Regions from separate parts of the Homo sapiens genome. Here region 2 is linked to region 1. The links are chromatin loops, found by intact Hi-C in ENCODE. Cell type or tissue: heart right ventricle. All regions are shown on one strand. Links, peaks and the distances in the headings refer to the core of each region. The heading gives the core; the rest is flanking DNA. Region 1 has its middle 30 kb from the start of LINC02999. Region 2 overlaps JADE2 (jade family PHD finger 2).

Region 1 (15,568 bases), core at 5,158-7,657:
CTGAGGAGCTGAGATTACAGGCATGCACCACCATGCCTGGTTAATTTTTGTATTTTTAGTAGAGACTGGGTTTCACCATGTTGGCCAGGCTGGTCTCAAATGCCTGACCTCAGGTGATCTGTCACCTTGGCCTCCCAAAGTGCTGGGATTACAGGCATGAACCACTGTGCCCAGCCAGGTTAACTGATTTTTGACAAAGATGTCAAAACAGTTCAATGGGGGAAATAATAATCTTTTCAATGAATAGTGCAGAGGCAACTAGATATTCACATGCAAAAGAATAAAACTGGGGCCAGGTGCGGTGGCTCATGCCTGTAATCCCAGCACTTTGGGAGGCCGAGGTGGGCAGATCACCTGAGGTCAGGAGTTTGAGACCAGCCTGGCCAATGTGGTGAAACCCTGTCTCTACTACAAATACAAAAATTAGCCTGGCATGATGGTGCATGCCTATAGTCCCAGCTACTTGGGAGGCAGAGGCAGGAGAATTGCTTGAACCAGGGAGGCAGAGGTTGTGGTGAGCCGAGATTGCACCACTGCACTACAGCCTGAGCGACGCAGTGAGATCCTGTCTCAAAAAAAAAAAAATGAAAGTGGACCGCTGTCTCATACCATATGCAAAAAATTACTCAAAATGGATCAAAGACTTAAGTGTGAGAGCTAAAACTCTATAACTCTGACATTGTTTGTCTGTGTCCCCATCAAAATCTCATCTTGATTTCCCACATGTGTGGGAGGGACCTGGTGGTAGGTAATGAATCATGGGGGCAGGTCTTTCCCATGCTGTTCTCATGATAGTGAATAAGTCTCATGAGATTTGATGGCTTTATAAGGCAGAGTTTCCCTGCACAAGCTCTCTCTTTGCCTGCTGCCATCCACGTAAGATGTGACTTGCTCCTCCTTCCTTTGACCATGATTGTGAGGCCTCCCCAGCCACGTTGGACTGTAAGTCCAATAAACCTCTTTCTTTTGTAAATTGCCCAGTCCTGGGTATGTCTTTATCAGCAGCGTGAAAATGGACTAATACAAATTCTTAGAAGAAAACATAGATGTAAATCTTTATCTGGATTCATCAATGGTTTCTAAGCTATGAAACCAAAGTCACAAGCAAACAAAGGAAAAATAGATTGGTTGGGTACGGTGGCTCATGCCTGTAACCCTAGCACTTTGGGAGACTGAGGTGGGGATCACTTGAGCTCAGGAGTTCAAGACCAGCCTGGGCAACATGGTGAAGCCCTGTCCCTACAAAAAATACAAAAAAATTAGCTGGCTGTGGTGGCCCATGCCTGTAGTCCCAGCTACTTGGAGGGCTGAGGTGGGAGGATTGCTTGATCCCAGGAGGCTGAGGCTGCAGTGAGCTGAGGTTGCGCCACTGTGCTCCAGCCCATGTGACAAAGTGAGCCCCTGTCTCAAAAAAAAAAAAGGAAAAATAGTTAAATTGGACTTCATCAACATTAAAAATTTGCTGCAGCAGATGACATCACTAAGAACGTGTAAGACAATCCAGAAAAGTCTTACAAATCATGTATCTGACAAGAGACTTGTATCTAAAATATGTAAAAAACCCTTATAACTCAATAATGAAAAGACAACCCAGTTTTTAAAAATGGGCAAATGATCTGAATAGACATTTCTCCAAAGAAGATATACAAATGGCCAATGAAAATATACTCAGGGCCTGGGTGCGGCGGCTTATGCCTGTAATCCCAACCCTTTGGGAAGCCAAGGTCGCAGGATCGCTTGAACCCAGGAGTTGGAGACCAGCCTGGGCAACATAGTGAGACTCCATCTCTACAAAAACTTACAAATAAATAAAAGAAAATATATTCAATATCATTAGCCATCAGGCAAATGCAAATCAAACCATATTTAGATACTAATCATACCACTATGATGGCTACATTCAAAAGGATAGAAAATAACAAGTGTTGGCAATGATGTATACAAATTAGAAACCTCACACACTGCTGGTAGGAATGTAAAATGGTGCAGGTGCTTTGGAAAACAATCTAAACTGTTCTCCCACAGCTTAAACATGGAGTTACCATATGACCCAGCAATTCTACTCCTGGGTGTATACCCAAGAGAAATGAAACCATATGTTCACACAAAAACTTATACATTAATGTTCATAGTAGTGTTATTCGTAATATCCAAAAAGTAGAAATAATCCAAATTTTTGTGAACTGATAGATAAAATGAGGTATATCCATACAATAGAATATTACTCATCTATAAAAAGGAATACAATTCTAATATATGCTACATCATGGATGAATCTTCAAAACATATAAGTGAAAGTCACAAAAGACCACATATTGTAAGATTCCATTTAAAGAAAATGTCCAGGCCAGGTGCGGTGGCTCATGCCTGTAATCCCAGCACTTTGGGAGGCTGAGGCAGGCGATCACCTGAGGTCGGGAGTTCGAGACCAGCCCTGACCAACATGGAGAAACCCCGTCTCTACTAAAAATACAAAATTAGCCGGGTGTGATGATGCATGCCTGTAATCCCAGCTACTCAGGAGGCTGAGGCAGAATTGCTTGAACCTGGGAGGAGGAGGTTGCAGTCAGCTGAGATCGTGCCATTGTACTCCAGCCTGGGCAAGAAGAGCAAAACTGTCTCAAAAAAAAAAGTCCAGCATAGGGAAATCCATAAGGACAGAAAGTAGATTAGTGGTTACTTAGGGCTGCAGGTGGGGCGTGAGGGGGAAAGTGGAGTACCTGCTAATGGGTATATACATATACATATCTATATCTATATCTATATCTATCTATATATATGTATGTATTTTTTTTTTTTTGAGATGGAGTCTCACTCTGTCACCCAGGCTGGAATGTAATGGTGCAATCTTGGCTCACTGCAGCCTCTGCCTCCTGGGTTCAAGCAATTCTTGTGCCTCAGTCTCCAGAGTAGGTGAGATTACAGGCACCCGAAATCATGCCCAGCTAATTTTTGTATTTTAGTAGAGGCAGGGTTTCACCATGTTGGCCAGGCTGGTCTCGAACTTCTGACCTCAAGTGATCTGCCCACCTTGGCCTCCCAAAGTGCTGGGATTATAGGCGTGAGCCACCACACTTGGCCTGGGTATAGTTTTTTGAGGAGGGGGTGTGATGAAATGTTCTAACATTGATTGTGGTAATGGTTGCACACTCTGAATATTTGAAAAACCATTCAATTGTACACTTTGGATGAATAATATGTGAATTATATCTCAATCAAGCTGTTATTTAAAAAAAAATCTAAAAATGATGAGTTCATGTCCTTTGTAGGGACATGGATGAAATTGGAAATCATCATTCTCAGTAAACTATCGCAAGAACAAAAAACCAAACACCGCATATTCTCACTCATAGGTGGGAATTGAACAATGAGAACACATGGACACAGGAAGGGGAACATCACCCTCTGGGGACTGTTGTGGGGTGGGGAGACAGGGGAGGGATAGCATTGAGAGATATACCTAATGCTAGATGACGAGTTAGTGGGTGCAGTGCACCAGCATGGCACATGTGTACATATGTAACTAACCTGCACATTGTGCACATGTACCCTAAAACTTAAAGTATAATAAAAAAAAAATCTATGGATCTGAAAGCCAGGAGGTTTCTGGTGATGCCAGCCACAGCCATTTCAGCATGATGTAGGGGAACCGGAGAGTAGCAGGCTGAGGAGTACACTGGAGTAAGGAGAAAAGGAAGATACAAGAAGACTCAGGAGGCTCAGCTGGCCACGGAGGCAGAAGTGAGACTTGATGGAAGGGAGGTCCTTATCCTGCAAGCCCCCATAAGACACCATTGCATTCCTTAGCCTGAGATTCAGTGCCTCAAAGAAGCTGGTAAAGCTAACCCCATGGGCCTCTCCAGGCTTCTCTCTGGATGCTGTCCAGACTGGCCAGGTCAATCTTCTTGTCTATACCACTAAAACTTAGTCACTTGCAAGGGCTTACCACATCCCACCTCGTCTTGGAGCTCTTCCCTGGAGATGCCAGCTCCCACTGACCTCTCCCATCTCAGCCTGCTTTTACACTGCATACGAGAGGGCATCACCTTGCCATATTTTACAGCTTCTATATGTAACTCGCAAGCATGCAGAGGATGCAGGCATGTACACACTGCTTTCCCAGACTGTGAGGACAAGGGGACCCAGGCATGGTTCCGGCCTATGCCTATAAAGTCCCTGACTCTTATTCCCACTTGCTCAAGCAGGGACCCTGCAGCCCCGTACATGATATCCCAAGAATTTCTGGGAGCCCCAGGGGATGCTGCAGGTGACTGTTTTTTGTTTGTTTGTTTTTGTTTTTTGAGATGGAGTCTCACTCTGCAGATTGGACTGCAACAGTGCAATCTTGGCTCATTGAAACCTCCACCTCCCAGGTTCAAGTGATTCTCCTGCCTCAGCCTCCCGAGTAGCTGGGATTATAGGCATGAGGCACCGTGCCCGGCCACAATTTTTGGAACAAGTCCAAGAAGGTACCATGTCTACAGTCTTTCCTCTGCTGCTCTTCTGGTCATCCTCTGCCTCCCAGCTGAGGTGCAGGACTTGCTGGCGCTGGAGGCATTTTGTCAGAAGGGTCGCTGAGCAGCTCAGCTTGGGTGCTACTGCCTTGCCAAGTTGGTAATGAGAAAGCCCATGTTTGGGGGCCAGCTTTGTTCTTATGCTTTTTGTAGTCAGATATGAGGCCATATAAGGCTCAGCCGAGGATTTGGCCTAGTGTAGGAACTACACTGAATTCAGCCTCAAGCTGCAGCCCCTGCCACAACCTCTGATCAGTATGTTCTCTGCAGAGACCATGGGATTCCCCAACCATGGCCAGGAATCCCGGACTCACTGAGGCTGAGTTGAGGATCTGATTTAGGGAGCCTGAGATTGCCTGGGGTCTGGGACCCAGAACCTTGAGAAGTCTGCCAGACTTGATTCATTTAACATTTTCTTATACCACTGCCCTTGATCCAGGTGTGTCCAGGCTGGCCTCCTTTTGAGGAAATGATGATTGAACCTGGGTTTCTGGGAAGAGCCATGTTTTCTTTGGTGTCTACATGTATCCACTCATTCCACCTGAGCTAGAGCCAGCAAGTAAGAAGTACTTATCAATCCTTGGGTTCCAATGTTTTCAGAAGAGCACAAGTCCCATGAGGCTAGGGTTAAGGTGTGAGGAAGCCTTCTGAATACCCTATTCCCTCTTTTAAGATGCTCATTAATTAGCATATGAAATAAAAGTTTTGATAAAGCCTGGAGTATATGGTGTTTAGCTTTTTCTTTTTTTTCCTTTTTTTTTTTTTGAGACATGGTTTCACTCTGTGAGCTGAAGTGCAGTAGCACAATCATAGCTCACTGCAGCCTCAACCTGGGCCCAGGCTTAAGTGAGCCTCCCACCCCAGGCTCCTGAGTAACTGGGACCACAGATGTGCGCGGCCACACCCAGCTAATTTTTAAAATTTTTGTAGAGATTGGGTTTCACCATGTTGCCCAGGCTGGTCTCAAACTCTTGGGCTCAAGTAATCCTCCCGCCTCGGCCTCCCAAAATGCTGGGATTGCAGGCTTTCTTGAAGAGTGTTTGCCAAATACATTTGCCCCCAGGACCCTTTTTTGTTCACCCCACCCACGATCACTCAGGAGCACATTTTGGGAAATGCTCACCCCTACAATAAAGTCCAGAATCTGTAGCTGGCACTCTGGCCCCAGCCTACGAGTCTCAGCCAACCCATCTCCTCTCCTCCCAAAGGAACTCCTCTCCATATCTTAAAAGGCATAGCCCACAGCTGCCTCCACCTGCTGGGGTGCCAGTGTCCCGGGGCCACCCGTGTCCTCTCCCCACCTCCTAACCACAGCTCCTGCTTCTAACAGTGTCCTTGAGTATCCCTGGATGCCTGTCCTCCCTCATCCCCTTTTTGAGGGCATTCCTGCATCTCTGAATTGCCATCGTGAGGCCATGGAACACCACATTTGGCAACAAGCCAAGGGGACAGGCCTGGCCAATGAAGAGCTCTCGGAACCTGAGGCCCCACTCTCAGCTTCCCTACCCCGCGGGGACTCTGCCTCAGGCAGCAGAAGAGCAAGAGACAGGATTGGAGATGGAGACGGGGGTGGGGCGACAATCCAGCACCGGCACCTCCCACAGGCGGGGACCAGAGGCTGCCCTCTTCGCTGAGCCGGGCACTGGGTGAATGAATGATCAATGACAGTTCTTAGAAGCTCCCTCCTTTGCTACCCCCACCCCTCGCCCCAATCCCAGGCACATTCCCCACTAGGGAATTGGCCACATCCCAAGTCAGACACATCCTGGCTACAGCTGGCTCTGGGCCGGGCACCCCCGGGGCAGCCGGGCAGGGCGGGGTGTCCTGGAGAGCCGCGGATGGGCCTCACACCCAGGCTGGGCCAGGACACCCCGTCCTTGGCCGAGGCCCAAACCGGCTCTGTTTACAGAATCTGTCAGCTCTGTTTCCCCCTCCCCCACCCACCACTTCCCCTAGAGTCCTGGGGGCTGGGAAAGGTGCAGGCGGGGCCTGAGGGAGCTTAGGCGGCTGCCAAATCCCTGCGGCCCCATCAGCCCCTCTCCCCATCTTGGCTCCTAAGATCTATCCGCCCCAGTTCTCCAGTCTTCTGGTTTCCTCTTCAAAGCGTCGGGTGGCACTCCACCCCTGGGGAATGTGCATTTTGAGACAGATCTGGAGAAACAATCCTTACCCCCAAGGAAAATTTAGCTAACGGTGGAAAGATAGGCACCGTGCCGCCAGGGGCCCACAAGCTCGGGCTTTCTGGAACTGCTCCAGCCAGCCAGGAAGGAGACCTCCCTCCTTCCCTGGGACCCCAAGCCGATGGGCCCCTGGGAGTATTTCCAGAACTGCTGGAGGAACTTGGCGCAAGTTAGGTGTAGCCTGGCAGGCGGGCTGAGGGCTTTCGGGAGCAGCGAAGTCCGGAGATAAGGCCAACCGCTTGCAGGGCCGCCGTGACTCAGCTCCCGCCGGCCGCAAGGAAGCTCCGCGGCCCCCTCGGAGCAGGACGAGGAGGAGGGGCGATGGGCAGAGGCGGAGCCTGGGACGCCCCGCCCCCCGCTCCGGGAAGGACGACCCACCACACCCAGCTTCCCAGAGGCGCCCGGATTTCCCACGGGTTTCCCCGCTTGCTGTATATAATAACAAAGGCTGGCACTTTCTGAGCGCTCGCTCTGTGCTAGGCACTTCACAGGTCACTTGTTTGTTATCCCCAACAAGCCTCAGAAGCAGGTGCCATATGACCTCCACTTACAGACAAGGAAACAGGCTCTGAGAGGCCAAGTGACTTGCACAAGGTCACACGGCTACTGAGTGGTGGGGGCTGCAGCTTCCAAGCGCCCAGACCCCTCCTGCCCCTTCCCAGCCCCTATGTCCCGCTTTGAGAGGGGCCAGTGGGTCTCCTGGTGGTACCTTACTGGGCAAAACCAAGAACCTGGACATCTCCTGGCCTGGGAGCTAACTCAATGCAAGTATGTCATTTGGAGGCAAGTCCAGTCTGGTTTTAGGTGATGGCAAAGTTCCCAGCTCTAAGCTCCCCTTGACCTCCACTCTGAGGGAAACTCTTGGGCACAAGGATGGCCCCCTGACCCTCCTCCAGAATACTGCCCACACCAACACCCAGCCCTGCCCTCTGGAGGGATGAGTCTCCATCCAGAAAGCCCCTGGCTTGCTCACAAGTTAGCCCCTGAAACCTGCGGACTTGACAAGTGAGCAACAGCAGGCCCTCGTCGCTGCCACTGCCACTGGCTGGCCCCTGCCCATAGGTCAGTGCCAGGACAATGCTACAGAAAGCCAGTCTGAGCCCCAGGAGGGGTCAAGGAGCAAAGGGCAACCTGCACCCTAGGGCTGCTCTGCAAGGTAGTGAGCTGTCTGTCGTTTGGGGTGGGGGAGCACCTATGAAAGAAACAATTCAAAAAGAGGGGAGGATGAGATAACCTTTCAAACGCCAAACTCCTCTCTTCTATGAGGCAGGCAGTATACAAGTGAGTGGCTTATCTGACAACTGCTTAGATGGAAACTTTCCACTTTGGGAGGCCAAGGTGAGAGCGTTGCTGGAAGCCAGGAGTTTGAAACCATCCTGGGCAACAAAGCAAGACCCTGTCTCTGCAAAAAATTTAAAAATTAGCCAAGGCTGGACATGGTGGCTCACTCCTGTAATCCCAGCACTTTGGGAGGCCAAGGCAGGCAGATAACTTGAGGTCAGGAGTTTGAAACCAGCTTGGCCAACATGGTGAAACCCCATCTCTACTAAAAATACAATTAGCAGGGTGTGGTGATGCACACCTGTAATCCCAGCTGCTCCGGAGGCTGAGGCAGGAGAATTGCTTGAACCCAGGAGGCGGAGATTGCAGTGAGCCGAGATTGTGCCATGCCAGCCCGGGCAACAGAGCGAGACTCCTTCTCAAAAAAAAAAAAAAAAAAAAAAGGTAGTCGAGCATAGTGGCATGCACCAGTACTCCCAGCTACTCAGGATGCTGAGGCAGGAGGGTTGCTTGAGACCAAGAGTTTGAAGCTGCAGTGAGCTGAGAGTGCACCACTGCACTCCAGCCTGGGCGACAGAGTGAGACCCTGTCTCTAAAAATAAAATAAATAAATGAAGGAGACTCTCCCACTTCCTTCCCTTTTGACCTCTTTCTGCTGGGCCCTGTGGACTTCCTCCTGGAGACTCAGAAAACATTGGAAATAAGGGTACTCCCATGTGCCCCTGCCTCTGTTTGCCACTGTCTCAGTAACCAGTGCGTGGGCTCTGGGAGGCTCTGATTCATGGGAAGAAAGGAAGGGAGGGATGGAGGGAGGGAGGAGGAAGTCTTGAGATGAGACGCTGCTCTGTGGTTGAGTTGGTCTGACCTGGGCCCCAGTCCTAGCTCCAACCTCTTTTCCCAAATATGTGACTTTGAAAAATACCGCTTCACTCCCAGAGCTTCCATAAAATGAGAGAAATGCTTTGCTATAAATTAGATTTTTCTGCCAACCAGGATAATTCAAGAATTTCCCCTTGACATTCTCGAGATCAACCACCCTTCTGGTGAGAGTTGTTGATAGCAACCAGTGACCATGGTGGGCAAATGGTCAAATAAGTGACAGTGCCCAGTGGGCAGCCCAGCTCTACGTAGACATCATACTTGGCAGCTCTGTGTGGAGGAGGTAAGTCCCCAAGGACAGGCAAGTTTGGGTGCGAGAGGAGGGAGAGAGAAAGGGAACTGAGTAGGGGCTACAGAAGATGGGTTTCTTGCAATGGGAGGGGCTGTGGTCTGGGAATAGGGGACCTGTGTCCTGAAGATACTACTGGCCACCGCTTCTGTGTACACGGCATAGCATGAAGTGCTTCACACGCATTGTCACATTTAGCTCTGTCTGTAAGGCAGGTACTGTTATTACCCCCACTTTACAGATGCAAAAATCAAGGCTTGGAGAGGTTAAGAGATTTGCCAGTGGACGAGCCAGGCAGGCTGACTCTGGAGCCCTGTCCTGCCAGGTTCTGGTTCTGGTGCCTCGCCCTTGCCCTATCTCCTTCCCCCACGGTTGTCTTGGAGGCTGATACCCAATGGCCAGACCAATTGTGCCCAGTCCTCCAAGATCCCCACCTTTGCCTGACATGCTCTGTCTCCCCCTTCTAGCTGCCCTGTCCGGCCAGGGTAGCTTTGGTTGTGTTGGGTCTTGTGCAGAGAGAGCAGGGTTGACAGGGACTAGGATCAAGGCCCCAACTTACTGGAGACAGGATGTAGGAAAGGCCCTGTGGCTGGTGCTGTATCTTGCACAGCAAAGGAAGACCGGGAGGGTCTGTTACCCTGTTACCTGAACCCAGATCTGGTTTCAGAAGGATTGAGGAAGGTTTTAGACAGTTTTTCAGGGAAGCTGTAAGGCTGAGGCTGCCCCAGCTACAAGATGATACTGGAGGATGCCAAGGCCTTCTCAGGACCCCCACATTCTCATGTCGGAGTCGTGGTCTGGCCTGAGCCATCTCCTGGAGGATGGACTGCATTGCAGTCCTCCCAGCCTCCATGCAGTGGTACTGAGACCCCAAAGAGGGGCCCCATCCCCTTTGGTTTGAAGAGCTCCATCCCTGCCCTCTCACCTCCACTCTCAGTCGACTCTTCATCTTTCCTTGGAAACAAATCACTCCCAACTTCAAAGCATCGTAATTCCGCTCAAAGAGCAATCTCGAGAATGTCAAGGGGAAATTATTGAATTATCCTGCTTGGCAGAAAAATCTAATTTATAGCAAAGAATTTCTCCTGAAGTTTTAATAGTTTTTTTTTTCCTCCGATGGATTTTAATGCACAATTGTTTCCCAAGCTTGGAAATCTAGTTTGAAGCACTGACATCACTTTCCAGTTCTTGATTTATTGCTAGCTCTCTGCTTTTGAGCCTGGTAGGAAACCCAACATCCTATTTTCCCTTGAACTTGAGAGTACTGCACTCTCTGGTCAGCCTGTCTGACCAGGCATCAGATGGCACTGCCATCTTGTTAAGGTTGTAAAGGGAGTGCTGGAGGCCTGGCTGAACCTCCCACCATCTGCCCTCCTTGCCTGGCTCCCCAGGGCAAGCCCCCTCCTTGAGGATTTTGCTGGCGAGGAACCCCAAGGCCATGTCTATAAGGATGCTGCTGGCCTGTGGGGACCCTATGGAGCAATAACATGGCTAACCCTCCTTTGCCCACTCCCTGCCTCCCAGCCTATCAAAGTTCCTGCTACATAGTTAAGGGTTTAGCAAACAGGTGTCAGATAAAATAGGGGACGGCATAGCTGAGTGTCAGTGTCCCTGCTTGGGCCAATGACAGCTCAGGCTCCTATTAGCAATGGGATGTGTCTGTTGATGTCTTTGTCTGGGCTTTAGTCCAACAGGTTGGAATCATCTGGGCACAGCACTGGGGGCAGCAGGCAAGGGTGCTGCCAGGGGGTCTCAATTTATGGGGCAGGGTCAGCTCTGGGGAAAGGGTCTTCAGGGACTGTGGCATCAGAGAAATGCATCCCTCCATGAAAGATGAGAAACTCATTGTTTTCCTAGCTACTTTTCAAGTGTATCCGACTAGGACAATGCTTAACCAAAGCTCGCAAAGGAGACGGTGGGTTTTTGGAATGAATAACAGACAGAGAAGGGAGATATTTGGGAATAAAATAATCTTCTTTTTAGCCCTTAAAATGATGACACCCATTTTATAGATGAAGAAACTAAGGCTCAGAGAGGGGCAGAGACTCACGGAGATTTAGCAAGTGGACAAAGTGACGCTGAGACCCAGGTATTCAACTCCCTGGGGGAATCTTCTAAAAGTAGCTTGGGAGGCGATACCCAAGGCAGGGCCCAGCAAAAATCAGTCTCCTTTGGGAGAATGAGGGTCCCTCAGGCCCCAGAGGAGGCTGCCCCATCATCCAATTTTAGAACAGGCTGACAGGCCTTTGGGAGCTACTTCCTGAAGGTCACAGCTGTTCTCTGGGGGTTTCTTTTTTCCTTTTTTCTTTTCTTTTCTTTCTTTCTTTTTTTTTTTTCAGGGTCTTGCTCTGTTGCCCAGGTTAGAGTGCAGTGGCATGATCATAGCTTACTGCAGCCTCGACCTCCTGGACTCAAGTGATCCTCCTGCCTCAGCCTCCCAAGTAGCGGGGACTACAGGTGCATGCCACCACACCTGGCAAACTTTTTGATTTTTTGTAGAGATGGGGTTTTGCCATGTTGCCCAGGCTGATCTTGAACTCCTGAGCTCAAGCAATCAGCCCACCTCAGCCTCCCAAAGTGCTGGGATTACAGGCATGAGGCACTGTGCCCCCTCTGGGGGTTTCTTCTAGCAGTTCTCCCATCCCTGAACCCATCTGCCCTGGACGTTTCAGGCTCTTTCTTCCCAGAAATCCCTGCTATGGTGCCAGGTGGGAGACCTGCCTGGCCAGAGAGGGTGGTGAGTACTGGCAAGGGGGAAAGGGGCTGCACCCTTCCACTCACTGTCTCCCTCTATAACCTGTCCTTCCCCATCCCTCCCTGACCCCTCAGTGTTCAGGGAACTCGGGTTTCCTGTCACAGCATAGTACCAGGAAGAAAGAGGCAAATGGTTGGATCCCTGGGCAGCCCTAAGTGGCTCCCTGGGAGCAAAGGGCTCACCCTGGCCAGAGTCCCTATCTTGATACGGAAGTTGCGGGGAGCGGTACACCCCCAGGAGAGCCATGGCAATGGCACTCTGGGCAGAAGGGGCCTGGCAAGTGGCTTGCTCTGTTTTCCCCGGAGTGGAATGGCCAGTGGGGATGGGCCAGGACATGGGGTGGAAGGATGGCGTAAGGGAGGGACAGTGCTGGCTCAGCTGGCTTGCCCGTTGACTCACCCTCAGGAGTCTGCTGCTCTTGGCAATGGCTGAAAATGGAGATGAAGGTAACTGTGATTACGGGGAGCCCCTTGGATCCATCTTGGAGAACTCCCTATGTCTGCGACAGAGGTGATGGCTCAGGGAGGGCACTGTGCTGAATCTCACCCAGGTAGCCTGCCTAACTGGTTGCCCTCAGCCTCTCTCTCAGCACCAGGCCTTGCCCTACAACCTGCCTCAGCAGCTCCCCCCTTCTTTTCTTTCCTTTCCTTTCCTTTTCTTTTCTTTTCTCTTTTCTCTTCTCTTCTTCTCTTCTTTTCTTTCCTTCCCTCCCTCCCTCCCTCCCTCCCTCCCTCCTTCCTTCCTTCCTTCTTTCCTTTTTTTTTGAGTCGCTCTGTTGCCCAGGCTGGAGTGCAGTGGCATGATCTCAGCTCGCTGCAACCTCTGCCTCCCAGGTACAAGCGATCCTCCTGCCTCAGCCCCACTAGTAGCTGGGATTACAGGCACATGCCAACATGCCCGGCTAATTTTTGTATTTTTAGTAGAGACGGGGTTTTGCCATGTTGACCAGGCTGGTCTCGAACTCCTGACCTCAGGTGATCCACCTGCCTTGGCCTCCCAAAGTGCTGGGATTACTGGCATGAGCCACCGCGCCCAGCCCCCTTCCCGTTTTTTTTTTTTTTTTTTTTGAGACAGGGTCTCACTCTGTTGACCAGGCTGGAGTGAAGTGGTACAATCTCAGCTCACTGCAGCCTCGACCTTTCTGAGCTTAGGTGGTCCTCTCACCTGTCTCCTAAGCAGCCCCCATTTCTGCATTTGGCCATGCCTAGCCCCTGCCTGAAGTGGACACTGGACACTTTATGAGACCCCTCTCACCCCATCCAGTCCTCTGGTACAAATCTGTGACTCAGCCAGGAGGGAGTGGTTTGAGGGGAGCTCAGGGACTGTTGGGTGGGGATCAGGGACAGGAGTTTCTGTGTGACTGCAGGGGCAGAACCAGGCCTGGGGTTGAGGATACTGGAGATCTTAGTCTTATAAGGAAGGGGTCCTCACCGCTCAAGGGGCAGAAGCACAGGATGGGAGGTGTCATGGGGAGAGAGCTCCCTGCCACAGTGCTGTTCCTCTAGAGGCCTACCTGTCAAGGCTACACACACTCCTGTGTGGGAGTGAGGAAGAGCAACCAGCCATGTGAATCCACCCTGCTCCTCCAGGTTTCACGATCCCCCAAAATGCCACTGCATGGGACAACTGCCCTGCCTCCCTCTCCCGCGGAGGCTCTGTCCTAGCCAGCTGGAACCCATGTCACCTGATGCCCTTTCTAGTGCTCTTCCCATCACCCTCTGGCTAACATGTGACTGTGCCACACCTGGCTGTGAGCCAGGCCCAGGAAAGCTGAGCAGCGGGTTGGGGCACAGGAGCTTTTGTCTTTTTGGGGTAAATGGAGATGGAAACCTGAGCATGGTGGTCATCAGATCCCAGCTCCTGGCGATGGGGAGCTCAGGAGCAGCCAGGGATGAGACACTCCCCTTTGTGGTGAGGGAGGAGGCTCCAGGATGGGGCCAGTACAGCCCAACCTGACCCTCTCCAGAAAGGCAAGACGGGATCGCGATCAGGAAGCAGCCAGTGGGACCCCAGAGACATGACGAGTCAGTCTTGGGTAGGTCTGGGACCAATCTGAGGGTCCCAGATTCGTCAGCTAGATGGGCAGTTTCTAGGGGAACCTCAGCCTGTGGGTCCTCAGTCCCCACCTGCAGTTTGTCAAGATGAGGCATAGAACAGCCCAGCCCTGGAAGGAGCTGTACCTAGGCAGGGCCCCAACCAGCCCCACCCTTGGAACCATCAGCCTGGAAGACTCCAATGTCCCAGCCCTGCTGGCCAGCTGTTCTGGTCAGACTGTGGGGTCGGGGCCTCTTTCCTGGGTTTCTGAAGCCTCACCCTCTGGTGAATAATTTCTTAGAGTTTATGTGTGGCATCCAGATCAGAGGTTTTGCTCTCTACCTCCCACTTCTGTTGGAATCACGAGGAAGAGCCTATCTGGGGGCCCTGGGGGAGGCTTCTGATCCAGGAGAGGGCTCCAGAGGCAGGACAGGGGGATGTGTTTGGACCTGAAGCACTTAGGGCAAGAGGCTCCTGTACCGCGTCTGCAGCCCACGCACCCTGGCACAGGCTCACGGGGTCTGAGTCTGACAGGCACCAGAGGTTGGCTTGCTTGATAGAGGACATGCAAGAAGCATGTCTGCCACCCAGGCCTTGGCCCCCTGCCCATCCCTCATTCCCGTGGCTTCTCAGCACCAAACAGACTCAACGAAGGCAGTGTGAAATGGCCTGAGCTCACACTGCAGCTGGGAGGACAGGGTTAGACTCAAAGAACATTCTGAATATGACGGCTGTGAATGTGTAATTGGGAAGGATGGGAGAAGGAGAGCTGATCACACAGTTCTCAATAACCATGTGCCAGTGTTGTCCTTTCAACCTGTTCTTCCACTGGTCAGCTCTCAGGAAATAGTAATACCATCCATCCAGCCACCCAAGCCCCTGGGTAGTGAGTCCCTCAGCCTCATGGCCTATCCGGCACAGGCCTTGGCATCTCTTCCTCCAAAACGCCTCTGCAACCTGTCCATAACCCTCCACCTCCACCACCACCATCCAGGCCACCACCACCTCTCTCTGGACTCCAGCAGCAGCCTCTTCACTGTCTGTCTCCTCCTACCCATGCCCTCTGCTGCCCATTCTCCACCCAAAGCCAGAGTGAGCACCTCAAAATGCAAGTCAGAGGGTCTCTCTCCTGCTGAAAACCCTTCAGGGTGGCTGTGGTCCACCTTGGGTAAAGGTTCCGCCCCATCTGCCTCTAGCCCCAGCTCTTGCCACCTCAACCACATCACTTAGCCACAGTGACCTCTTCTTGTGTGCCCCTAGCTTCTGCATTGGGACTCGCCCATCTCTCTGGCCTCTTGACTGTCACTCATCTTTTTTTTCCCCCCTTTTTGAGACCAGGTCTCTCTCTGTCACTCAGGCTGGAGTGCAGTGGCACAATCTCGGCTCACTGCAACCTCTGCCTCCCGGGTTCAAGCGGTTCTCCTGCCTCAGCCTCCCAAGTAGCTAGGATTACAGGCGCCCGCCATCATGCCCAGCTAACTTTTGTATTTTTTTTTATTATACTTTAAGTTCTAGGGTACACATGCACAAAGTGCAGGTTTGTTACATATGTATACATGTGCCATGTTGGTGTGCTGCACCCATTAACTCGTCATTTACATTAGGTATATCTCCTAATGCTATCCCTCCCCCCTCC
Region 2 (15,568 bases), core at 8,888-11,387, 110 kb before region 1:
TGATTCCACAGTTGAGGACGCTGAGCTCTTCCCATTCACAGCTGAGCTGCTGGAGCTGGGGCTGAGAGAACATCCACAGCCTGTTTTTCCAGGTTCCCAGGTGCCCTAACAGGGAGACCTCCCTCCACGGGCATTTTGGGCACACACACACTCCACCCCAAATTTACTTCCAATACCTTGTGCATTGTGGACTCAGAACATTGGATCTGGAGGCACCCTTGGGAACCTACCGTCTACTGCTCTGGAGAGGAAATGGGTCAATTCTCTGTGGCAAACAACTAAGTCAGTGGCCCCAGAAGCTAAGATGCTTTGAGTCTTAATGTAACCTCTGTCCCTCACAGCCTTGTTCTGAGCCCTCAGAGGAGGTTCAAGACCCTCCCGATATAGCTTGATCCATCTTTGCATAGGCCAAACCCTCTATGAGGAATGCCCGTCATCCCTTTCTCCGATGCAGCTTCCCTTGGGCTAGCAACTATTTTTCATTAGGTCTCCAATGTCTGGAGGTTCTAGGGGGACAGGGGCCTGGTGACATGCACAGTATACAACCCAGCACACTGGCAGTGAGGTGTCCGGTCAAGACTACTTGTTGAATGAATCAATGAATCAATGAATTAATGGTGTCACTTCCTCAGAGAAACCCTTCCTGAACCCCTTCACCCCTAGACCAGCCCAGGCCTCCATGAAAACTCCCAGTTCCCTCACTGCCTGTGTGAGCCACCCCAAGCAAGGACAGCAGCTATATTCCCCACACTCTTTTCAGAGCCTGGCTCAGGGTAGGTGCTCAGAAAATCATGAATGAAAAACAAACTCAAGCAAAAATCTTCACTGACCTAGGGACACTCCCTGGAGGCTCCTCCCAAACTTTCCTACGGTCCCAGACAGGTGGTTGTAGCAGGTGGGGAGTGCAGCAGTCCTGCCTTGGATGCAGAGCTTTACCTCTTAGCACATCTTCGACTTTAGGTGCATCCCTCATCCTCTCAATTCCAGGGGAACATATTGAAGATCAAATGAAATACTGCCCTGAGGCTAGGGGCGGCTTACGCCTGTAGTCCCAGGACTTCAGGAGGCCGAGGAAGACGGATCACTTGGGCCCAGGAGTTTGAGACCAGCCTGGGCAACATGGGAAAACCCTGTCTCTACAAAAATTACCAAAATCAGCCAGGCATGGTGGCATGCACCTGTAGTCACAGCTACACGGAAGGCTGAGGTGGGAAGACAGCTTGAGCGCGGGATGTCAAGGCTGCAGTGAATCAAGATTGCAGCCTGGGTGACAGAGTGAAATCCTGTCTCAAATAATAATAATAATAATAATAATGAAAAATATAAATACTGCTCTGAAATTATAGCCCTTGGTGTGCACTGAACATCTTTATTATGATTCCTTAGGAGGTGGCAGCTGATCCCTTGGAAAACTCAGGGACCCCGTGGTTTTGCTGAGCCCATTGTCGGGTGTGTGTGTGGGACTCCCAGGGTTCCCTACCCCATCCAATGCAATGGAGCCTCACACCAGCCAGCACAGAAAACACTGCTTTATTAACTGCGTTTGCCAACACACGAGGAGTGCAAAGGGCTCCCTATGACACAAGCCCTGGTGGGGCCGGGGTCTGGAAGCCCCCATGAGTGAGCAGGACAGGATGGGGCTGGGAACTATGCAGCAGCGGCAACACAGAATCATGCAGGGCACAGCGGGCACTGGCCACACCCAGGTGACCATACATTCTATTGCTCGTTAAGGGTTGCGCACATGGACAATGTACAAAAAGGAGAAATAGGTCTTTGCGTTAATGAAAAATACATTTTTTCTCTACAAAGGAATCTTTTCTAATACAAGAAAATAAATATTGCAACATAAGCCAAAAATAATTTAAAATTGCTCTTTTCAATATATTTTCAATATTTCTCTTGTATATTAACAAATGGCACATCACTTTCTTTGAAACAAAGACAGAAGGTGTCTCCTCCTGTGACATTCATATCATCCCCCCACCGTCCCCTCAAACTGACGTGGAACACAAAGTGTTTGTGCCTCTGAGGGAGAAAGTGGCAGGAGGTGCCTTAAAGAACAACCAAAGGTCTCAGACTCCAGCCCTGGCTCATTGGCCAATGTGGCCAGCGAGGCCAAGGGCATGGGAGAGTGCCCTCCCCAAGGGCCTTGCTATAGAAATCCAGATCATTTTTCAGTGGTTTGCATATGGACAAAGGTTGGCCACATCTGGCAGTTAGCAAGGAAATGCCAAGTTCAGCCGCTGCCAATGTTGGTTAGAATTGGGCAGTTGAATCTCTAGGAATTGTCCCAGCTAGTCCCAGTGTGCCCATACACAGTATACACAGGCATGCCTGCATACGGACACACGAGACGTGGCCTGGCACACCCCCCACAAACAATTCAACATCTATGTCTGGAAACCTGGGGTGGCTTCTCCAAGGAAGCTGAGGCCCTTACATTGCAAATGCTCACACACTGTCACTAAGTCAGGCTCATTTAATAAAATAAACCCTTCTACCTTTCTTCTTCTCATTTGTTTCAAAATACATTTATGATACATAAAAATACTTTTCTTGCACATTATCCTTTGTCATGTGATGAGGGGGAAGGAGGTGGTGGGCGGTCAGGTCAGTGAGAAGGGGGACGATAGCCAGAATGAGTTACAGAGCAGCTTCTCCTTCCCTGCGGAGGAGCTGTGTGTGGAGGCAGATGTGGTTGAGAGAAAGATCTACCTCCACCTCTGACCTGGAAAAGGAACCTGCCTCAGTCTCAGGGACAGCAAAGCCCTCTACACTGGGGACAGTAGACCGGAAAAAGACAGAAGCGGCTGTGACCAACAGGGGAAAGGCTGGGAACTGGGGGAGGATGGGTGGCTGGCATCCTTCTCCTTGCAGCCTGCTGGACATCCTGGAGGTGGAGACAGCTGCCTGAAGAAGATTGCTCCAGGGCTTGGCCTGGGAGTGAAAGGGCACCCCAAATGAAAGGCCACCCCCCTCCCCTCGCAGCAGCCAGCCAGCCTAACAGACATCTGGGTTCTGCAGGACACAGGCTCAGCAACAGTCCAGTCCAAAGCAACAGCCAATGAAGAAGGGCCAGAATCCAGAGGCCAACAATGTGAGCAGAGGCTCTTGGAAGAACACCAGCCAGCCCGAGGCAAGGGGCCAGACTCGTTGCACCCTCTCCCTAATTCTCCACCCACCCCTGCCACCAGGGAGGCCCAGCCCCTGCCCCAGGATGGTGTGAAGGGGCAAGGGGCCAAGTGCTGAGACTGCTGGACCCTGGGCTTTCTGGGACCCCTGGCAGAGTTTGGTTGTTCTTTAAGCTCACCTCTTTGCTTCCTGCAGGGTCAGACCGGGCAATCTGGCACAGACAGGGTTGCAGCCCGAGGTGACCCAAAGCATGGGGAAGGAAGAAGTTCTGTTCAAAGGCAGTAAACAGAGACTGGGGTTGGGACACTGATGCTGACACTGACTGGTCACTACTACCAAGGCGGGCAGGCAGACTAAACTCTACAGGGTAGCTCATGCCATCCCAACGCCCAGAATCCTTGAAGCCCACCCCACTCCCTCCGAGTCCACCCGGACTAGACACATTTGTCCGATCCTCTGAACTGAGTCATTATCTTTGTTTCCTGTTTTGCTAAAATTCACATGAAATTGAGTGTCGATGACAATGCCACTGTCGTACCTTGATAGTTTTGGAGTTAGGGGTGGATGAAGGTCAAGCTGTTCCCCATCCTGCTTATTTGCTTTATGTATTTGGGGAGGAGGGAACCACATGGTAAAGACGTTTTCCATGCTGGTTTCACCGTCAGTATCTTTCCCCTCTGTGAGTCTCACAGTTTAGGAAAGCTCACAGTGGGCTCAGCCCAGGATCTGAAATCTAACACCCAGGTACACTTCAGCAGCAGCAAAGCATCCTCTTCCAAGCGCTTGAGCTCTTCTCCTTGGGTGTGTGCAATGAACATGTTTCTATACTTTGTTGCTAAAGAACTCCATTTAAAAAAAAGTCCAAATGACAAGTTGTCAGGTCCAGGCTGTGCTGTATTATGGTCAAAATATTCTTTGGCATCCACAGAATGATTCGACTGATTCACTGGACTTTTTGCAAGGTTCTTTTTGGAGAAGTTCTGGCTTTACCAGTGGTGGAAGTGACCCAGGAGTAATTCATCAAAGAAAAAAAAATGTTTTCACGGAATTCCTTTTTTGTTGTTCCCTGAGCTATCACCCTGGGGCCACTCTACTGAAACTCTTCAGAGCAACTACCTGGGACCTAAGGGTGGGGTGGGGAAGGCAGGACGGCGGGGGGGGATGGCAGGACGGGGGGGGGGATGGCTGTGCGAGGGGTTAAGGCTCAGGAACAGGGGAACATCCAGCAAGACTTACAACAGCCCCAGCGGCCAACACCGGCCCGCCCTGGGCCCCGGGATCCCACTGCTTGTTGGAAGGAGGAGTTTCCAAAAGGAAACCACGGAAGAAGCTCATCTTGTAGCAGGACTAGGAAACTTGAAAAGGCAAACGGTCTGGTCTGGTCAGCTCTGTCTGAGCGTGACCAGACTTCGGCCGAGACTGGCCCCGAAGGAAGGAAGGAAGTTGGAGCCTCAGAGTGATTCTCTACAGTGGGCTGGTCTGAGCCCCATGACCCTGTCTGGGCACTGGCCCTCCCCTACAGCCCTCCACCTGCACTGGCAGCTGGCTGTTTGGGAGTCCCCTGAGTAAATGGCACAGCTCAGGAGGGATTCTGGGAACCCCTTCCCAGAGCCGCTGGGCTGGGCACTGGCAGGGGCAGAGCAGCAAGGGAGGGGAGGGTGGCAGGGTGGGCAGGCAGGCCTCAGATGATACGGGCTGATCAGGAACAGCTTTCAGTTCCCCTGGAACTAGCGGGCCCTCTGCACCCCCTCAGTGCTTTCTCATATAAACTCGTTGTGCTTGTGACAGTGAGTAGACTCTGGCTGGGTATCGTTTATTATACTTCCTTGGGGATCGGTGGAGTGTAGCAGGACCCCCCAAATGGACCCCAGTGGGATCTGGGGGCAAGGCGGGGTAGGCCCTGGACTGGCCCATCTGCCATGAAATAATGCCCAAACGACAGTCTGTGTCACCCAGTGGCAGTGGGCTGGAGTCCTGAGCTCTTGTCCACCTTGCTTGCATCTAGCCAGGAGCCCAGCAATACCACGTGGGCAGGGCAGGGATGGTGCGCGGGACCTGGCAGGGTCCTAGCGGCCGGAGCCGTGGAAGGAATCCTAATGTCCTAGGCCAGCACAGAGGAAAGACAACAGTGTAGAATTCAAAACTCTCTCTATATTAAAAATAAAACCACGACGGAGTGGCAGCCTCGAGGGTCTGGGACACTCAGCAGAGACTGGAAATGGCAGTTGTGACTGGGCTGAGGCCTTGTGGGGGGACCAGGGCAGGGCCTGGGACAGGGAAGGGGGTGAGTTAGGAGGCCAGTACGCCCATGCGGACCACCTCCTCTGCCCCTGCCTCCCGGGGACCCCGCTGCACCCCACCGTCCTCGGCCTCTACATCTGAGTCGCTCATCTCCCCATCAGAGAAGTAGCCATCAGTCTCAGTGTCAAAATGCAGGCTGACCTTGGGCCTCTCAGCCACAGCTGAAGGTGGTCCCATCCCAGCATCAGGCCTGGCACCCGGCAATCTCCGGGTTACCTTGCTCTCGCGGGGTGGCCGGAGCCGGCCCAAAGGCTTAGGGCTTGCTGCAGGGCCAGGCACTTGGACATCTGAGTCAGCAGCTACTGAGGCTGCCTCGTCCGGGGTCTCAGGGGCCAGTGGCGGGGGGCTTTCAGGGGTGGCTAGGATGGGACAGTCCCCGGCTGCAGGGCTGGACGGCAAGTGAGAAGATGTCCGACGTGGTGGCTTCCTGGTAGGTGGCCCTTGACCCCCCTTGCCACTGCCTGCATCCTGGCCCCAGGTCTTCTTGGGGGCTTTGTCTGGAGTCGTCCGTGAACCAGGCCCGTCCTGCGGTGGTGGTGGTGGTGGTTTCTTCTTGGCAGGCAGGCGGGTGCGGCCTCGGGCCTTCCTAGCAGGGTCACCAGGTCGCAGCGAGGGGTCCCGCATGAAGCTGAGCAGTGTCTCCTCGTCCTGCAGCAGTTCCTCTGACAGCAGCCCTGGAGCAGGGTCCTCGCGGTGCCCATTGTTCAGTGGCCACTCGCTCATGGCCATGTTCTCTGCTGTGATCTGCACCGACTGTGCCAGCCAGCTGTTGAAGAAGGTGCCATCGATGGGGAATGAGGTGGACAGGCCTGCTGAGGGGAGAGAGGAGGCAAGTGAGACGCCAGCAGACGTGTGTCCCACCCTTTCAGGAAGCCCACTGACGCTCCCAGCACACCACCAGGCATCGTCTTCTCTCTGTCCCCCTGTGCCAGACCCAGGTGAGCTATCTTGTTTTGTCCATCCCTCCTGCCAACACCACCAAAGAGTAGGGACTACTTATACGCTTCTCTCCAGAAGGACGTGCTGCCCTCAAGATGGGCTTCATAATTTGTGGGCTAGAGTGTAAAATGAAAATATAGGCTCCTTGTTCAAATATTATTAAGAATTTCAAGGTGGAGTGTTATAGCTCTTTTAGTTTGTCTAGCAGGTTTTTTGGATTTTACCAGAAAGCCTGCCATGGGAAAGAAAATTCAAGGTGGCAGCAGCAGAGCATTAACCAAGAACAAGGACCCCGTGGCACTGCACAGGTTGCTACCCACGAAGTTGGACCTGCCCACTACCCCCATTCTGGTGGGGTTGGGGAAGGAGGAATCTGGAGGAAAATGCCCTCAGGCCGCCAGAGGGCGCTCAGTCTTTATAAGCGTTGCCTCCCAGCGCTTGCAGCAAAGAGCATGGATAAAGGGATCAGGTACGAATAGGGGTAGCAAGCAGTATCCAGTCCCTCCTGGATGTCAGGGAGAGGGGAGGCAAGTGAGACGCCAGCAGATGTGAGGGCGGCAGAGCCTTCCTTCCTTACCGAGGTCTTGGGAGGGGGCAGCTGGCGAGACGGGAGACTGGGTTTCCTGTTAGACACCCAAGTTATCCCCTTCTTTTTGCGGGAGGGGTGTGAAATGAAGGAACAGGGTCTTGCTCTGTCACCCAGGCTGGAGTGCAGTGGCATGATCATGGTGCACTGCAGCCTCAACCTCCTGGGCTCAAGCGATCCTCCCAACTCAGCCTCCTGAGCAGCTAGGAATACAGGCATGCACCACCACGCCTGGGTTGTCCCCTTCTTGAGACAGAGGGACAGAAAGGATGACCTGGGGCTTCCATCCCAGAGGCAAGGTCTGGAAGGGGACTCCATGATGCTCCCTGAGATCTCTGGAGGAAGCACGTGAGGTCCATGAGTCACACTGCTCCCATTAGGCTGCTCTGCCTAACAGGAGGCCTGGGACAGTGGAGGTGGTGGGCAGGGCCAGAGCCTGCAGCCACTCCTCTGGGCAGCTCCAGGAGAGTCTGCTGCTGTTGCAGGAAGGGCCCACTTAGAGGATTCTGGGAGAGTAGGACAAGGATGGGGCTTTCTGGCAGATCCTCCCCTCCCAGCATGGGGCTGTCCCAGGGGCCTCTGGGAAAATCCAGCACCCAGGACCCCCCAGCCAGGGGAATGACTGGACAGTTCCTGAGTGGGCGTGGCCCAGCCTCCATCCAGGTCTACAGACGGGGCATTTCCCAGGATGTCACACGGGGCTCTGAGATCTGTCTCCTTTGTGGGTGGAAGGTGTGTGCACCTGGGCAAGCAAGGGCCTGGTTACCGCTCTTGAGCCTCAGTCTCCTACTCTGTGCAGCTGGCCTTCCGCAGGGCAGACAGAGCTGCAAGCGTGGTGATGGTCAAGCCTGCCGTGTCTGCAGGCCAGCATGGCCCTCACTCACCCAGCTGCCCCAGGACTGAGTCAGGCCCCGCCTTCACTTTCTCTTTCTTCTCAGTGCTGCCCTTGGAGCCCTCGCAGCCCTTCCTCTTCGAGTCACTCTTCTTGCCCTTTGCTCTCCTCCCAGACCGCTCTGTGTCAGGGAAAGTGAGAGGAGGAGGGAGATGGTTACCCTGAGTGGCCTCGGTCAGCACCAAGATCCCTGCGTGGCAGCCCAGGAGTCCTCCATCAGCCAGTGCTCACCCTCCACAGCAAAAAGGTTGGAGTTAGGGGATGGCTGGCATGGTGGGGTGGACCAACTGTCCACTGTGGCCTGTGGGGGACTTGGGGTGGCCACAGGGCCACGAGGAGAGGCCCTCGCAGGACCTGGACTCCAGTCTGACCTGCACAACCTGTAGTCTTGGGAGAGAGTGTGGGTGGTGGGAAGAATGGCTGGAAGGGAGTCTGGACAGGGCAGGGCCTTGAATGCCAGGCTGAGGAGCTAGACATGTAGGTGGAAGGAACACTACCTGAGGGGTCAAGAGGCTTGGGTTCCATTCCTAACCCCAGGGTCAGCAACCCTGAACCAGTCTCCTGCCATGGTCTCTTGGTTGGCTTTCAAAGTCAGGCAGCAAACTAGATGGGAGATTCAGGGTGCACCCCTGGCCCTTGTATCCTTTCAGTTCAGGCCAGGCCTCAGTCTCATCTGTTTTGGTTTGTTTTGAGAGAGAGTCTTGCTCTGTTGCCCATGATGGAGCGCAGTAGTACAATCATAGTTTACTGCAGCCTTGACCTCCCAGGCTCAAGCGATCCTCCAGCCTCAGCCTCCTGAGTAGCTGGGACCACAGGTGCATGCCACCACACCCGGCTAATTTTCAAATTTTGTAGAGACAGGGTCTTGCTATTTTGCCCAGACTGGTCTTGAACTCTTGGGCTCCAGTAATCCTTCCACCTTGGCCTCCCAAAGTGCTGGGATTACAGGTGCGAGCCACTGTGCCTGGCCACATCTGTTTATTTATTTATTTTTTAGAGACAGAGCCTGGCTCTGTTACCCAGGCTGGAGTACAGTGGTGTAATCATAGCTCGCTTGCAGCCTCAAACTACTGGGCTCAAGCAATCCTACTTCTGCTCCCCAAGCAGCTAGGAATACAGGCATGTGTCACCATGCTCAGCTAATTTTTGTATTTTTTTTTTTTTGTAGAGACAGGCTGGTCTGGAACTCCTGGCTTCAAGTGATCTTCCCACTGTGGTCTCCCAAAGTGCTGGGATTTTAGGCATGAGCCACTGTGCCTGGGCAATCTCATCTGTAACATGGCATGTAACTAATGCCTAGATACTCTGGAGGCAGGCTCCTGAGGCTCCCCACTGCTCTCAGGACAGTGTAAGCTCCTCCCCCAGGCTACAAGAAGATCTCGCACATGTGACCCAGGTTACCCGTCATCCCCACTTTAGGAGTCTTCCTTCTGCCTGGTGCAGCCATTCCAGCCTCCTTCCAGTTTCTCTGCCAAGACATGCTCTGGCCACTAAGTCTCCAAATATGCTGTTTTCTTCTCCTATCCTTCACCTGATTCAGTTCACAGGCCAAATATCATCTCCACTAGGAGGCTTTGTCCAGCCGCCAGGCCAGACAGCCTCGCCGATATGCACACAGCCCATGTCCCACCCCAGGCGTCAAGCCTCTCAACAGTGTGAGCAGCAGCTTTGGACAGGGCAAACCAGTCATCTCCAAATACCCTGCCCTGCCCTGAACAAAGAGCTGCCTGTTGTTGACACTCAAGACAAGGAGTTGCAAATGTCCCCAGAACCAATGTGGGGATGTGGACCCTCCAGGCTCTTGCCCATGCTTCTGGAATCCTGTGCCTGAGGGCACTGCTCGTGGCTTGCCACCCTCTGCTTCCTCAACTGTGGGTGCCTTGCATGGGCTTCTCCTTCTGCAGCCGATATGTGGCCACAGCCAAGTGCCTGAGATGTTGTTGGAGCATCACTGCTTCTGGGAAGACATCCCTGATACTTCTATCCCTAAACTGGCAGCAACTGTAGCGTCTGCGATACCACATTCCTCTCTCTCTCCAGATGGTGCATTCCACAAGGGCAGCAACCCTATCCAGTCCATGCTCAGTTAATGCTGGCTGAGTGAATAAACAGAAGATAGGGGGCCTGGAAAGCTCCAGCAGCCAGGAAGCTGCCACAGTCTTTGGGTACACGGTGAGCTCTACATGGTCATGACTAGCACCTGAACTTGGCAAGGCTAGATGTTGGGGCCAGAGTGGGTGGTGATGCCAAAGCACAATCAGGTCAGCTCAGCTCTGGGGCAGAAGTAGGGGCAGCAGAGGTCCTCAGTCATTTGCTCCAACGGTGGCTCAGCAGCTTTCCTCTCCAGGCCCAGCTCAGCCCTGAGGCTGAAGTGGCATTGGCAGACCCTGGCTCAAAATCTCTCTCCATCCAGCTATTTCTGCTGCATGTAAACGCAACACTGGGGTACTGTTTTGGGGGCTAAGTGTTGCCCTTCTTAACATGTATACGCTCCAAGAAGGGCCCTGTGTCTGGCAATATCCACAATTAACAGATACGATCAATGTCAGCGCTTCCTTCAGCCTTTGATTTCCAGATCCACTAAACGCATGTGACGCCAAGAGAATAAGAATAATAAGAATGAAACAGTGAAAAACACCGCGGATGCAGGGCATAAATCCTGTTAGGGTCAGAGAGAAACAACAGCCAGGTCCTGTCACATCTCTGGGACAGCTGCCTTCTTCGGAACTGACTCCCAGGCACACCAGGGTTCAGGGAAGCTCACCAGCTTCTGGCCCTTCCTGCCTCAGCACCAGCAGAGAGCCACTAGGACTTCTTCTCTGTACCTGTTCACATGCAATCAGCTCCTGAACTGCTGTGGCCTAGTCAACCAGAAAGCTCCCTGAGGGCAGGCCTGATGCCCACATTCCAACCTCTGGCTCTCTGCCTAGTGACGCACAACTCAGGACCCTTGCAGGCCCCCGTCTGGGCCTACTAATTGGATGGTGAAGGGTAGGAGTGGGGGCCAGTGGCCCTTGGCTCCACGCACATACCCCCACCAGGATCCAAAGACACACCCTCCTTGGGACCCAGCCCCGCAAGAGAGGGCACAGGGAGGTGGCGGCGGCAGGTGGGGAAGGCGCCTACCTCGACACAGATCCTGTTCAATAAGTTTCATCTGCAGGTGGAATATCTGCTCCTGGAGTTTGCAGATGGCGTGTTTCGTTCTCTCGCGCCTTGTCACCATGTAGCACAGATTTCTAACCTGAGAAAACAAGAGAGATTTTCCACCTTACTCACAGGCAACCACCCCAGACCTCCCAGCTCTGGGGACCTTGCTATGGGTGGAGGCAGTGCCAGGGGCACAGGCTACCGCCACAGCCTATCCTGCCCAGAACATCTGCAAAACAATTCCCAGACCCTGAGCGCATCCTCAGCCCTGTGCTGCATGTCTCGGATCCAAAACCTAAGGCCAAACACAGCCTCAGCCCTGTGGTCCCCGGCTGAGCCAGAGCAGCCAGGGAAAAGCATCTGGTTAGGTCAACCCGGCATGCCCACCTTCCTCCTCTGAGTCTTACCTTCCTGGTAAGGTCAGCCAGGCTGCCTCCCAAGGCCCTGCCAACATGGTTGCTGTCCTTTATAACCACAGTGCCCGCAGACTCATCAGGGTCTCACCAGGTCACCAACCTCATCCCTCTGCCTCCTGTCCAAGGCCTTTCTTTCCCAGCAAAGAAATTCTTCAGACATAAATGGCATGGCAAAAACTAACACTTGTCCTGAGCCACAAATGGCCCCGGTACTTGCAGCCAGAGAGAACGCCATTGGAAGAGCTTTGAGCAGAAAGTCCTAACCCACCTGTGCCCAGCCTGCAGCCAACCCATGTCTATCCGCTGCACTGGGACCTGAGCCAGGCTCACGCCATGCTGGCCAAGGCTTCCACATCTACACAGCCACCTTCACTCTGCCACAGTGACAGAACTCCTCAGCAGAGAGGGTAGAGGCCTCTCTGACTGCCTCAAGGCCAGCTGGGAAGAGCCCCTTGGGGCCTTAGACACCAGCTTGCTAAGCTCATGGGACATGGACCCTTCTTATAGGTGGTCCCACAGGAAGCACCTGCAGGATGGACCATGCTACTGCCTGCCCACCTGGCACCTTACCCCAGTGGGCCATCCCTCCCTGGCTGCTCTCAGGGCAGGCCACACTTCTGAAGCCAAGACCAAGCCCCCTCCCTTGAGACACTTCCTTGGTCTTCAGCACAGGATGGAGACTCCATTATCAGGGACAGTTGGCCAAAGCTGCTCAGCTTGAATCCTGGGTCCCACCAGGGTCTTTCCAGCTGGGACCAGGCTGTTTCCCGTTGGGTTCCATCTTCAAGGCTGAGTTCAGCCTTCATGTCCTTAAGCTGGGGTGACCTCTGGTTCCAGACCCCCTGCCTGTTGGCATAACCATTTCTCCCAGTCCGAGGGCAGCCAAGATCAGACCTCTCTTCTGCGTACGGGTATCCTCCGTTCTTTCCTGAGCCCAGCCGTGAAGGATGTACCACAAAGGTGGCTCCAGCCTCAGGCCTCCACACGATGTGCTCTGCATGGACTCTCCGTGGCCTTCCACGCTGGTGTGTGCGCCCTCAGCTCGAAGACCGTGAGCACCAGGCCACCCACCTCTGAGCCTCAGCTCCGCCTATCCCTATGGCCAGTACCACTCCGGGGGGCCACCCTGGGCTGCAACCACCGGTCCCACCCTACTGGGATGAACCACCTTCCTGTCAAAACTTGGACCTCCTGAAAACCACCTTCCAACCAGCCTCCTTCCCCCACACCCTTAAGCACTGGCTACAGCTCTGTGGACTTGCACTGTGTGGGGCCCTGGACTCAAGTGAGCAACGCCGCTGGGGCCCCTTTCTTCTCAGGGGAGGTAGGTGCTGACCAACTACTGACAGGACCAGGTGGCTCCGACCCACACTTGGGGGTGCTGAGCAAGGCGTCTTGGACACACAAGCAGCCAGTGGGAGTGGGAGTTGATCACACGGCAGGGCAGAGCCTGGGAACGAGGAATCCAAGCCAGGCCAGGCTGGGGGAGGCAGAGCAGAGCCTCGTGGCAGGAATCTGAAGGGAGCAGTGAGGAGTGTCGGGGCTGGCAAGGGAGGAGGCCAGGTGCTGAAGCTTGACTGAGCCAGGCCAAGGGAAGCCAGGATTGGATTTTCTTTTTTTTCTTTCGAGACGGGGTCTCGGTCTGTCGCCTAGGCTGGAGCGCAGTGGCACAGTCTTGGCTCACTGCAACCTCGGCCTCCCGGGTTGAAGCCATTCTCCTGCCTCAGCCTCCCACGTAGCTGGGATTACAGGTGCCTGCCACCACACCTGGCTAATTTTTGTATTTTTAGTAGAGATGGGGTTTCACCATGTTGGCCAGGCTAGTCTTGAACTCCTGACCTCCTGATCCGCCCACCTTGGCCTCCCAAAGTTCTGGGATTACAGGCGTGAGCCACCGCGCCCGGCCCAGGGCTGGATTTTCACAGAGTAGTGAGACACTTCCCTTCTCCCCTTAAAACCTCCAGTGGCTTCTGTACGGGATTGAATAGTGTTCCCCCAAATTCATTTTTACTGGGACCCTTGCAATGTGACCTTATTTGGAAATAGAGTCTCTGTAGATATAAATAGTTAAGATGAGGTCATACTACATTAGGGTGGGCCCTTGATCTACTATGAGTGGAGTCCTGACACAGGTGCCTACAGGGAGAAGGCCATGTGACCTGGCAGAGGCAGAGGCCAGACAGATGTCCGCAGGCCAAGGAACAGCAAAGATTCCTGGCAACCACCAGAAGCTGGGAGGCACGGAGAGACTCCCCCGCAGAGCCTCCGGCAGGAACTAATCCTGCTGACACCTCAACCTTGGGCTTCCAGCCTCCAAAACCATGAGGATAAATCTCACCATCCAGCTGGTGGCACACGGGCAGGCCTAGGAAACTAACAGGGATGCTGGGCATGAGATGCCGGTGGCCTTTAAAAGGGACTTGGTGTGGAGCTCAAAAGGGAGGGGCAGCCAGCACCCCCACGTGGGGCAAAACTGTGGGCAGCCGTGAAAGACAGTGGAGCCTGAGGTCTCCAGCCCTGGGAGTGAGCAGTCAGGGGAGAGCAATGGATGACCATTGAGGCCAAGGAGCAGCCAGAGAGGGAGGGGGGTAAACCAGGACCTCAGGGGGGACCTGGTCAGAGCATCACAGAAAAAGGACTCCAAGACTAAGGGCAGGTCTGATTGTGGCAGCCGCTGCTGAGAGGATCGGGGGATGGAGAGGTGGGCAGGGAGGCTGCAGGCAGCCCAGGTGGCAGGCTCTGGGATGTGGCGGAAACCCGGCCAGAGTGGGCAGCAAGGATGCAAATACCATGAGGGATGACAGGAAAGGAGAGATGGGGGTGGGAGCGGAGGAACCCACGACTAGAGGGAAATAGGGAGGGAGGATTCGCTTTTGAAGATGAGAGAGGGTTGAACAGATTCAAATATTGGTGGAAAAGGACCCGCAGAGGGGATGAAGAAAAGACAGACTCGTCAGCTGCAGGTGTGGGCTGGAAAAGAGCCCCTGTGGGGGAAGGAAGACAGGAGGGAAGGGAAGAGAATGGACCGAGAGGCTCGGCTGGCAGAAGTTAGAGGCCCTGGTATGAGGACAGAGGGGACGCTGTCCTGAGGGAGGCAGGGCTCAGCATGTGGGCAGCAGGTATGAGGTGGGGTGTGCGGCAGGGACTGCCCTGCTCAGCGCTATGGGATTTCTCCTGGTGGAGGGAGTGGCTCTTACTGGGTGAGGCTCTGCCAGGGTTCTGGCCTCAGTGAGGGACAAGGGCTGGGGCATAGCAGGCCAGTGCCATACAGGGAGTGAGTGAAGAAAGCAGGACAAAGAAGGGTGGAGGGCCTGGGAGACAAGTGAGCAGGGAGAGCAGTAGACTGCAGGCACGGAGCAGGATGTGGCAATTTCTGGGCTACTGACCTGGGAGCAGCTGGAGGTGGTGACTGGGCTTGGGTGAGGCAAGGGCACTAATGGGTTGGGGGAGCCCTAGAGATGGAAGGCACAGGGGCAGAAGAGCCAGAGGTCTGCAGGCTGGAGCTGCCCAGGACAAGGTTGGCTTTGGTGGGAGGCCAAAGGGACCACCATCCAGGCACTGAGGCCAGGACCCACTTCCTTCTGAGCCTTTCCCTCCTTGGGAAGTTGTCCCATATCATCCTCTGGGCAGGTGTGTGTCTCAGAGCCGCCTCCACCCTCTTGGCCTCCTCCTCAGGCCAGGTCAGGCTCCCAAATAAACTCCTGGTGACCAGAGCCAGAGCCACAAGCAGCAAGTCCCTGCACAGCCTGCTTGTCAGCACGGTTGCTAGGGGACACCAGCCGGCACTTGTCGGGCTGATCAACAGTGCTGCGATTTTTGTCAGCCGTAAATAACTCTGGGAGGCTGCAGTGGCCATGCCTTCCGAGCGTCCGCTGGGGCCGAGGCCCAAGGCTGAAATTTTAGGAAAGCACATCTGGTTGACCATAAAATGGGATTTCATGCCGGCAGCAGCCCCGGCTCCTGTTTCTCTCAGCAAAACCCCTGCCTGGCTGAGGAGGAACGAATCAATCTGGGAGGATGCTGGGTTCCCAGGCCCTAGCACTGGGCCTGCCCTTTTGGTCCTCTGTGGAGCCCACCCTCAGAGCGCACGGGCTGGCCTCCCTTCTTCTAAGAGCCAAATGCTGAGGGGCCAGGACAGTAACAACAATC

The links. Peaks named below come from ENCODE experiments on the same cell type or tissue, not always from the same donor. Only the 100,000 strongest peaks of a DNase experiment are listed, where the experiment ranks them.
Region 2: it touches region 1 in a loop (2.3-fold over the local background); 10 of 110 quality-filtered maps call a loop at or near these places.

Annotation. Positions count from the first base shown.
Region 1 is chr5:134,457,367-134,472,934 of GRCh38, reverse strand. No RefSeq gene overlaps it. Among named protein-coding and RNA genes, the nearest start is that of LINC02999, 30 kb to the right of the region's middle. In heart right ventricle, for the core only: a CTCF peak has its summit at 6,149; DNase peaks (open chromatin) are centred at 6,384 and 6,944; H3K4me3 peaks cover 1,740 bases; H3K27ac peaks cover 2,500 bases.
Region 2 is chr5:134,569,174-134,584,741 of GRCh38, reverse strand. It overlaps JADE2 (jade family PHD finger 2), which reads right to left. Exons shown (of 12, transcript NM_001388185.1): 10 at 10,980-11,097; 11 at 7,846-7,974; 12 at 1,515-6,248. The coding sequence ends at 5,425. It overlaps LOC124901191 (U7 small nuclear RNA), which reads left to right and starts at 6,552; the gene lies at 6,552-6,611. RefSeq lists enhancers at 2,603-3,134, 3,135-3,667. In heart right ventricle, for the core only: no CTCF peak of the experiment used is centred there; a DNase peak (open chromatin) is centred at 10,035; H3K27ac peaks cover 1,699 bases.